2 separate regions of the Homo sapiens genome follow, and region 2 is linked to region 1. Evidence: chromatin contacts called from ENCODE Hi-C data. All regions are on one chromosome and are shown on one strand. The core of a region is the stretch at or near the end of the contact, and the rest is flanking DNA. Distances in the headings are between cores, read along the strand shown. Region 1 holds the start of NEMP2 (nuclear envelope integral membrane protein 2). Region 2 overlaps LOC124905959 (a long non-coding RNA gene).

Region 1 (5,305 bases), core at 1,418-3,917:
CATGATTCAGTTACCTCCCACTGGGTCCCTCCCACGATGTGTGGGGATTATGGGAACTACAATTCAAATGAGATTTGGGTGGCGAGACAGCCAAACCATATCGACCTATATTCAAATTCACCGGTTCTTTCCTCAGCTATGTCCAGTCTGCTGATAAGCCCATTGAAAGAATTCTTCATTTCTGATACGGTGTTTTTAATTTCTAGCCTTTCCATTTCACTTTTTAAGTAATTTTCCTCTTTCTGCTGAAATTCTCTATATATATTCATGCATATTGTTCACCTTTTCCACTAGCTTTATAAGCATATTAATTCTAGCCCAATATATGGGTCATTTCTGAATCTGGTTCTGTTTTACCTCTTGATTTTTTCTCCTCTCTGCTTTTTTGGGTGTCTTTTAATTTTTGATCAAATGATGGATATCACATGTAGGAGAATAGTAACAACTGAGGTAAATAATATTAATGTCCAGAAATAAACATGCCTCTTCTGTCCAGTCAATAATGTGGGTAGTTGAGTCAATCTAGTCAGGAGTTGTGCTGAATTTGGGTTTTGTTGTTGTTATCCTTGCCTTCACTCTGTACCACAGGCTTCATTCAGATTCCTCTAGCAGGGGGTTACTATTGCATTGTTTTAGTGTGGAACCTAGAGTGCTGGGGAGTTTTTCTCAGTGTCCCTCACTCAGCTTTTAGCAGTGTTTGCATGCCTGTGTTACAGAGAGGTCTCTCCCCACTCTTTTTCCTCCTCACTAGTTGACTGGTGTTGTCACTGGTGCTTGGCTTGTAGTGGGGAAAAGGGGTTTTTCACACTCCTGGTCCTGCCTTGGTTTTAGGCAGGCCCTGTGCACCTGAACCTTAGATGTGGGGCTTTCCCAGTATTCCTGACACTTTCCCATTGCAGCCAAATCCTTCCTTTATCTGTGGTGAGTCTTGAGTGAGAGAGGGTTTCCCAGCAGTAGCCAACTTCAATTTTCTATTGGTTCAGGACACAGAGCCCTAGTGTTTCCTGCTCCTGCTGCTCCCCAAAGGGCAGAAGGTTTGTGCTTCTATCTCTTCTCCAGAAGCAGGGGGTCTTTGCCAGGATCCTGTTGGTGGTAAAGCTTCCTGCCCTTCCCCCAGTGGATAAGGTTTTCATACAGAAGAAAAGTTTGGAGAGGTTAAGTGGAATTTCATGATTGTCCCCCAGTGACAGAACTATCACCTCCTAACATTCTTGTTATCTCCGGAAAAATATTTATTGCTTATAGAGAAAAATGTGGTGTTTCAATATAGCTTCTTTACAGATATTTACTAAGGATCTGTGATATAAATAGCACTTTAAATATTTAGTACATTGCTGCCTGCCCTTTTGTTTCTCCACCAGATATATCTGTAGAAAATACATTCATCATTCAACAACCCACCTGTTTATTTTAGCTACTTTCCATAGTGCCATCCAAAATTAAACCAAATCAAAATGAATGTGGTTAGGTACAAAAGCTGTCTTGCAAGAAGCAAGTGCACACCGCACCTGGGAATACAGGAAAGAATTGGATCAGGGCTCTGCTGTTTCTCTGAAGACAGGCTTCACTCAAGTAATGATGGTTTATTTTTAAAAACCATCCCTCTGAAGAGTCCCTTACAAGGAAATTTCTTAACTTTTTAAAAGCCATACATGGTGTACACATGGTGCCAAGTGCTTAAGGGCAGTTGGTTAAACCTTTCTTTGAGGGCAAGGAAAGCCTAGTCCATCCTACTCAGACTTTTAGGAAAAATGAGGCTTATCTATTTTTAACAGGATAATTTCTGTTACTTTGGGTTCTCTAAGATATCTCACCAAAAGACCAGAATTAGAGAAGACTGTCCTAGTTAAGTATGGAATATTGAGTCAAATTAATGGGTTCCAGGTCCTGTGGAGGGAATGTTCTTTAAAATATATGTATATCTCCTAATTATCAGTATTAAGATCATTCAGGTTATATGTTAATTTAAAAATATATCTATTACATTAAGAAACTTTTTTTTAACATAAGGTAATTTTAAGAGAACCTTGTCATGTTGGTGAAGGAACATTTTACGAGCCCCTCTGTACTCTGAAATGCCGTGTCCGAGATTAGACATACAAGTCAGTGTTACTTAAGCGGCCAAATTTCCAATTTGTTATTGCTTGTTACCAAATGAAAGTAAAAAGATAAACAGAAAGGTAAAATAAAGAAACTGGCTTTTATGTATTTTATTCACAAAAAGGGCGTTTGCCGAAGGACCTTCCCATTCACGGGCTGTCACTCACAGGTGCTCGGAGAATTCAGCCTCCAAATCCGCAGGTCACAGGTCAGCCAAGTTTTAAGAAACACTCCGGGTTAGCGACTCTTCCTCTCTGCAACTCCCACCCCTGCGCCGAGGGCAGCGGGACACGGCCGGGCGGTCCCCAGGGGAAGATGAGGCCCTGGACGCCCCGCGTGCGCTGGAGGCCCGGAGGCCAAGGCCGAGGCCGAGGCCGAGGCCGGGAGCATGCCAGCGGGGTCGCGCCACCGAAAGCTCCTCCGGCCTGGGCCCGCCGTGCCCCGAGGCCGCGGGCGGAGGCTGGAGCAACGAGCCCAACTCTCCCTCCGCCCCGGGGAGGCGGGGTCTCCGCCTTTCCCGCGTTCGGGCCTCACCGCCCCCTCCGCCTTCTCTGAGCCCCCGCGCCACTTCCGCTCCTCGCAGCGGAGCCGGTCCCCTAGGGCTCGGGTCGCACGGAGCTGACCCCTAACGAAATGGGGCCGCGCCAAGGGCGGTGGTGGCTGCTGCTCTGGCTGCCGCCCCTGGCCACACTGCCCGTGCGCGGGGAGGCGGCGGCGGCAGCGTTATCAGGTAACCCGGGACCGGCGGCGGCGGCGCGCGCGTGCGTGCTCGCTCCCCGGCTTCGCGGCTGCCCTGAGGGCGCGCTCTTTGGCCCGGGCGGCACCGCGAGGCCCACTGGGGCGGGCGCTCCCTTTTCTCGCTTTGGGGTCTCCCGGGCAGGCCCCGCCCGCCCTTCCTGTCTTACTGGGCTTCCGTAGTCTCTCGCCTGGCAGTTGGACATTTTGTAATTTTAGAATTAGAAGCAACCGCGCGATCCAGTCGCCCAATTCCCTCGTTTTACAGAAGCAACCGAAACTCAGAGAGGTTTTGATTTGCCCAGGGTCACACAGCTTGTCACTGGCACAGCTGACCCTAGTCTCCAGACTTTCAGCACACGGCCTTTTGTACAGTACATCAATGCGTGTTGAAATCCTTGTTATTTCACTATCTCGCATTCCTTTGGTCTCAAGACTAGAGAAGGTAACAGCTTCAGCTTCAGAATCGGAGCGAAAATTCTTCTGCCCCTGACTGTTGTGACCTTGAGCGAGTAAACATAACGGTCCCACGTGAGCGGCAGGTAATGAGGCCTCACAAGGTTCTTGTGGTGTTCGTGTGCACAATGCCTGGCACACAGGAAGCAAGAACTGGTAGCGGCTGCTAGCTGTAGGGGCTCGCCACGGAGTGGGCTTAAGATGCTGGCACACTGGGGAAGGATCTGGGAAGGACACCTGGGGAAGTCAGAAACCTAGAGTTCCAACTCCAGACCTGCCGCTAACTTACCATGAGCTTCACATTTCTGTTTCTTTTTTTTTTTCCCCTCATAAAATCTTTTAAAAGATTTCCTGGGTGCACTGTCTACCAACTTCCCTTCCTTGCTTTGGCTACCCTGGTTTCAAGGGAGGCTGCCAAGTGTATTCTTTTAGCTGGGCATGGCCCTCCCTCCGGTTATACCGCGGTTTTTTATCTAAGGATGAATGAGAGACTGGATGTTGATGAGGTCATTATCAGATTCTGCCACAGCTCCCAACTGAGGGAATCTTGCAGTGAGTTATATGTTGGGGAAGTGTTGGATTCCAGTTTTCATTGAAGAGAAATTTTTTGAGTGTTCAGTATGTGCTAGGCAGTGTTATAAGTGCTTTAACTGCAGTATCTATCATATTTAATACCCATAGAAGCCCTATGCGGGAAAGCACCATTTTATACCCATTTTACAGATGAGAAAACGAAGGTTTGGTAGTAAGAAATACAACAATTTTATGCTGGTGAAAAAATAAAACACAAATCTGTCTAAGCAGGAAGGTTTCTGGGCATGGCAACAGCGAGAAAATTAGAAGTAGCCTTAGACCAGCACCCAGCACCTTGGGTTCTAGACCACTCATTCCTTCAGCCACAACTTGTGGTATAACCTTGGTCCAGGCACAGAGTCTTTATGGACCGTAGTTTTCTCTTGAGTAAAATGAAGATGTTTTTACTGAAGAGTTTCCAGTATTTTCCTCACCTCAGTGAACCTGGTGTTTTTAAAGTTTTTATGTTACCGCATTTAGTATAATAGTAACAGCCTGCTTCTCTGCTTTGTTAATCAAAGACACACATAAATACTTATTGGAGCTTCTGTTCTGCCTGAGACATGCAGGATGCCCACTGACTTGATAAAACTAGTCCACAGCTAAGAAGAATGGCAACTTTTGTAGCCTTAGAGGGATGCCTGCCATTCCGGTAGGCTTTCCAATACGGACTGTGAAGCGCCCAGCATCTGGTAGTGTGCCAGTGACACTGTTGGCAGCCCTGGATTAGACTAGGCTTAAGAACCATAGCTGCTCTTTAAAAGTCTATGGTTTCTTGAGGACCCTGAGAGGAAACAGCTGGTACTTCCTTTAAGCGAGGGGCTTGGATTAGTGATACCTAAGGTGCCTTCCTGTTCTAAAATTTTGTCTTGAATAACACACACTTCAATGGAATGGAGAACATTCAGACCAACCCCAGCTTTCTGTCACTCTATTTGGAGGAAAGTCAGAGACAGTTGACACAGGAGGAGCAGGTAGTTGTCTGACTGAGAGGAGAAACTTCAAGAGTTTCCCATAATTTTCACCCAGTTAGTGAGGTCCCTAGAAACCATGTGTTGTCCTGAGATGAAGTTCAGGCCCTGTCAGTGGCTTTCCAGGCTTAAACTATAACAGTCCATTTGACACCACAGCTTTAAGATTCATCTGTGAAGATTTGAACTTGAAGTTAAAGACCTGAGTGTGCATGAGTATATACTAATTCCAGTTTCATTCTCATATTCTTGGAGAAAGAAAAAGATGAATATTCAGGTTAAAAAAAACTGAGGTTAAGAGAATAGTTACCTTTATCACTTTGGTGCCTCACGTTAACACCTTTGAAAATGTGTATTTACAAAAAACAAATAGTAAGAAAAATCCTGAGTCCATTTGACTTCTCACAAGTTAAGACTTGTTGGTTTTTTGCTTTTTGTGTTTCCTACTCTTCTCCCTCCCCTTCCTTGTC
Region 2 (5,305 bases), core at 1,820-4,319, 1.1 Mb before region 1:
CAAAAGTATGTTTTTCCACTGTTCCTAAATGTTAAAGCAGAAAAATCTTAAACCAACTTGGAGCCCTTTGAAGTCAATTATTGCCTACTGAAAAGCAGTGTCCTTGTTTCCACATCATGCCTGGCAGGTGAGCTCAGACACAATCTACTGACTCCAGGACTGTTATCCCTGGACTCGGAGATGTCCTTTGCAGATTGACTCCAAAGAAAGCCAGCAGGTCCAGACTTGGTGTGGCTGAACCCCAGGCTCATGAGCTGATATGATTAACACATTATCTTCAGACGTGAGCACCTGCAAGCAAGGGGATGGGGCCTGGCAGAGCTGCTAACAAGTCAGATTCCAAAGAACCTGACAAACTGGAAAAGCAAACACAGATGAGCATGGCCAGGTGTCCATGAATTGACCATTTAACCTCACCTGAGTTTACTTCTCTGGTGACCACACTAGCAAGAACTTTAGCCATGTAACTCACCAACCTGTGAGCGCTAATTAAAGTTTGCTAAGAGCTTTATAATCAGTCCAGACAACTGCTCTGGGAATGCAGAAGTACTCATACATACATAGTGCTGCTCTTAATCTTTTGTTGTTGTTAGGATTCTTCCTGTTTTATAATAATGCTTCAGCACATAATTGGCTGCAAAGATTCTATTTTTGTTGTGGGGTAGGAAGTCCTCATTCACAATACGCACTCTTTTCCTTCTCACAGTGGTGCAATGTAAGCACCATAATGCATGTACACAGCAGGGATGATGGATAGCACTACAACATCCATCCCCTCTCCTCAAACCTCCTCTGGACAGAGGAGTCGGGTGTGAGGTGAATAGTCAAGGGTGGGCTGGAGGTGCTGTCTCTGGGCTGTCACTGAGGTGTTCTCCATGAGCACACATTGGTTGGCATGTGACTCAAACCCAGCCTTTGATTCATAAGACATTTTAGCTCTCATTCTATGACTTGAGATGTGAGTGCTAGAACAAAACAATTGACTAGAGGTGGAAGCCAGGCATTTAACATTAGGATTCATTTACTTCATAGTCTAAAGTATATGCCCTACTATCCCCAACACCCACACAGTCCCAAACACCACATCTTTTTTCTTTTTCTTTTTTTTTTGAGATGGAATTTTGCTCTTGTTGCCCAGGCTGGAGTGCAATGGCATGATCTCGGCTCACTGCAACCTCCACCTCCTGGATTCAAACGATTCTCCTGCCTCAGCCTCCCAAGTAGCTGGTATTACAGGAATGCACCACCATGCCCAGCTAATTTTGTATTTTTAGTAGAGACGGGATTTCTCCATGTTGGTCAGGCTGGTCTTGAAATCCTGACCTCAAGTGATTCACCTGCCTCGGCCTCCCAAAGTGCTGGGATTACAGATGTGAGCCACCGCATCCAGCCAACACCCCATCATTGTTTGGCCATCAGATAATTAATTCTACAAACTAGCTGAGTAGGGGCAGGGGGCCAAGAATGCAAGGAGGCTAACTTTGACCTATTCCATTCTCAAATGTAAGCTAAGTAAACACAAAATCTTTGAATCTGGAGGAAACTTACAGGTCTATCAAGTCCAAATTTCTATACAATATGAAATCTCTTCATTACGTCACCAACATATGGTCATGTACCCTTTGTCCAAATCTCTAAAGACAGTAGGTAGATTTTTTACCCTGAACCTAATGAAACGTTTCATTTGGTGCCTCTCACTGCCAAGGCCTTCTTCCAGGCCCTGTGCTAAATTTTGTATGTATCATTTACATTTTTTTCTTTAAAAGGGCCCCCAGAGTGGGGGCCCTGTATAAGCTTCTGGCCCCACAAAACCTGAGGTAGGGACAATAATACCTTTCCAAAGAGCAATGCAAAATGCTTTCTTACATTGGAATTAAATCTGCTTCTACAAGTACACCAAAAATATCAGAAACATGTTTTCGGTGATAGAGTGATATTTCTGAGATTGAGTGTATTCATTGAGTGAGTATTTAACAGGGTTATCTGAAAGTCCTACATTTAGATTTAAAAAACAGTTGCTCTCTTTCACCCCAGTACCTTCATTCAGGCTGACCCCTCTTCCTAAAAATCTCTCATCTTTATTTTGTCTGATTATCTCCTACTTTGCTTTCAGATCTCAAATCATTAGCTCCTCAAGAATGTCTTCCCTAACTTCCCTGACTAGGACAAATCTTCCTATACCTAGTGTCATCACACTATGCTTCTTCAGGGCACATACCACATTGTAACTTTTACACATATTTGCATGCTTAGATTTCTCTCTAAATAACCCACCAAGCTGAAAGATGCATGAGGCCCATTCATTACCTCCCTTTTCTCACCTCCACAAGCCCAAACTCAGCACAGAGCCTGGCACAGAGAAGACACTCAAGACATTCACAGACTGAATCAATAATGCACAACAAGGGTTAACAGCAATTGGTAAGAAAAGGTCCTCTAGATTTAGGTTAAACATAAATTTAATAAGAACTGAAAAGTCCATGTGATAAGGAATTATATTTTAGCTCATTATGAAGTACATTTTCTGATAATTATTGCTGTCCAACAGTGAAATGGGCTACCTTAAAAGTAGAGTATGACCCTCAAAGGTACATGTTTACAACTAGGAAAGCTTACAATTGGACTAAGATCAGATAGATCATTTAAGATTTGTTTCAACTAGAAATCTTGTGGCCATTGAGATATAGCTTTTGTTAATGGCACGATGATGATCTGCATATGTGTTAATATGGTACTGTGTTTAACAAGGAAGACATTAAGTAGAACAAAACAGTTTCTGTTAGAAATTTATGTTCGGTATAGATAGGAACCAACACAGAGGAGTAACTATATGTAAGAAAATAACAGCACTGGAAGGGGGAACCCAGAAGGAATCTGCAGTCTCACTGAGTACAGAAAGATCAGAGTTCAGAGCGCTTAAGGTGTTTAGGATTTGTAACCCTGAGTACCATCAAGGAGGGAGCTTCAGGGCCTGGGAAATCTACAGAGAGGTCCCTTCAGGTATTTGACTGAGTGCTAATCTGGACAAGCATGAGAGGAAACCACCCAAGGCTGGGGAAAGAACCATGAGAATGAGTAGGCAGAAAAATGTTTGGAACTTACACAAGGCTTGGACTAGTTAATTGTCCTTTCAGCCAGAATAGAAAGACCTCTTAATGCAAAGGACATCAGGTGTTGGCAAACTACAGCTCACAGGCCACACCCAGCCCACAGACTTTTTCAACAGCTCACAAGCTAAGAATGATGTGTATATTCTTGAAGGATTGAAAAAACAAAGAAATATATGCAACAGACAGTGTGTGGCCTGCAAAGCCTAAAATATTTACTATGTGTCCACTACCAAAAAAGTTTACCAATCCTCCAAATAGTCTGTAGACAGCTATCAGTTTTATTATTATTATTATTATTATTATTTCGAGAAACAGTCTCACTCTGTCACCCAGGCTGGAGCGCAGTGTCACGATCTCAGCTCACTGAAACCTCCACCTCCTAGGTTCAAGTGATTCTCATGCCTCAGCCTCCCGAGTAGCTGGGATTACAGGCACACACCACCATATCTGGCTAATTTTTGTATTTTTGGTAGAGACAGAGTTTCACCATGTTGGCCAGGCTGGTCTCAAACTCCTGACCCCAAGTGATCTGCCCACATTGGCCTCCCAAAGTGCTGGGATTACAGGGTGAGCCACTGCACCTGGCTTGTTATCAGGTTAGTAGTAGATATAAGTTAGCCCTAAGATAAAGACTGTCCTGGACCCACCCTAACAAACTTGAGAGCAATCCTCAAGAGGATTCTACTTGTAACTTAGCTAGCAATGAAACAAAAGCCTAGTACTGTTCAATGAAATACAACAAACTCCAGTTTCCTAAAATATAAAATTCATATTGGTCATTCAATAAAAAATTGCCACACATGCAAAGAATAGGAAAATATTACCCTGTATATTAATCTATTGCTGTATAACAAACTACCCCAAGAGTTTGTGACTTCAAACAATAAACATTTCTTATTTCATGTAGTTTCTGTGAGTCAAGAATCCTGGCAGAACACAGTGGGGAATCCTTGTTTCTTCTTTAAAGTGCTTGGGGGCTAAGCTGGAAGACTTGAAGTCTGGGGGCTGGAATTATCTAAAGTCTCATTTATCTATATATTTTGCATTTAGTGCTGACTGTTGGCCACATTTTGTGAGGAAAGAGTTAGCAGAGCAGGTGTGGTCATATATTCCTTGCATGGCTCCAACAGAACCTAGAACCATGATTGATCCTTTGCCAATCACTAAGAATATGGCTCTTGGATGTCAGGGACTGATGATTTTGTTGTGTACACCTGAAGCAATGGACTGTGCTATACTAGCTTTTCAGGTTGCTTTGTATAAGTATCAAGATTAATGATGTGCACCTGGCTTCATTCTTGGAGTCCTGTATTTCAGTTGCCATAGTTGGTTGCATAGCAAGATATGCTTATGTGACCAGCATACCAAAAATTCTTTGGATCCTAGGTAGAGATATTTCACAAATGTTTCTGTAAGTTGCTGCTAGAGAGAAAGTACATCCTGTGTGGCCTCTAATGAAGAAGGACTCTGAAGCCTATACTGGTCCTCTCTGGACTCCGCCCAGTAAAAATATTTATCCTGCTATTTTCGCTGTATCCTTTGCCATAATAAACTGTAGCTGTGAATATAGCCTTCTTGTGAGTCTTGTGAATCCTGACCAACCACCAAATGTGGGTGGTCAACATACATTTATTGCCTCATTGTTTCTGTAGGTCAAGAATCTGGAGTGGCTTGGCTAGGTATTGATTCGAGGTCTCTCATTATCTAGGAGTTAGGCTTGGCCAAGTCTGAAGGATCTGCATCCAAGCCCATTTATGTGGTGTTTGGCAGGAGGCATCAGCTCCTTGCTGCCTAGATTCTCCGCAGAGCTGTTTATGACATACTTTCCCTGAGAGGAAGTGATCCGAGGTGATCCAAGAAAGAGAGAGAGAGAGAGAGGCAAGGGCAGGAGCTGTGACAGAAGCCATAGTCTTTTGTAATCTAATCTCAGAAGTGAAATAACATCACTTTTGCCATATTTTATTGGTCACACAGACCAACTTTGGTACAATGTGAGAGAAGACTACACAAAGGTCTATATACTGGGAAGTAGGGATGATTGGGGACTATCCTGAAGGCTGGCTACTATACTAGAATAGCTGTATTAACATGAGACAAAGTAGACTCTAGGAGAAGGAATACTATTAGTGATAAAGAGAGACATTTCACAACACTAGAGGGGTCAATTTCTCAAGGAAACTAAAAATCTTAAGTGT

The links. Hi-C counts contacts between places; a loop is a spot of excess contacts on that map. Pooled maps may share reads with other maps.
Region 2: a loop to region 1 is called in a map of B cell, with 7 times the contacts of the local background. The contact joins the enhancer-like site here to the promoter of NEMP2 in region 1. A Hi-C loop is called at or near these places in 2 of 168 maps with a recorded cell type or tissue (B cell and naive thymus-derived CD4-positive, alpha-beta T cell) and 3 of 50 pooled maps.

The regions. Positions count from the first base shown.
Region 1 is chr2:190,532,084-190,537,388 of GRCh38, reverse strand. NEMP2 (nuclear envelope integral membrane protein 2) reads left to right here and starts at 2,667. Exons shown (of 9, transcript NM_001142645.2): 1 at 2,667-2,830. The coding sequence starts at 2,734. It overlaps NEMP2-DT (NEMP2 divergent transcript), which reads right to left and starts at 2,551. Exons shown (of 5, transcript NR_183903.1): 1 at 2,268-2,551. RefSeq lists a silencer at 2,354-3,003.
Region 2 is chr2:191,618,140-191,623,444 of GRCh38, reverse strand. The region is part of intron 1 of LOC124905959 (a long non-coding RNA gene); the gene reads right to left. Among named protein-coding and RNA genes, the nearest start is that of NABP1, 57 kb to the left of the region's middle. Within about 2 kb of position 3,069, at least 2 of the 41 ENCODE cell types and tissues checked have a DNase peak (open chromatin) inside an H3K27ac peak, as active enhancers do.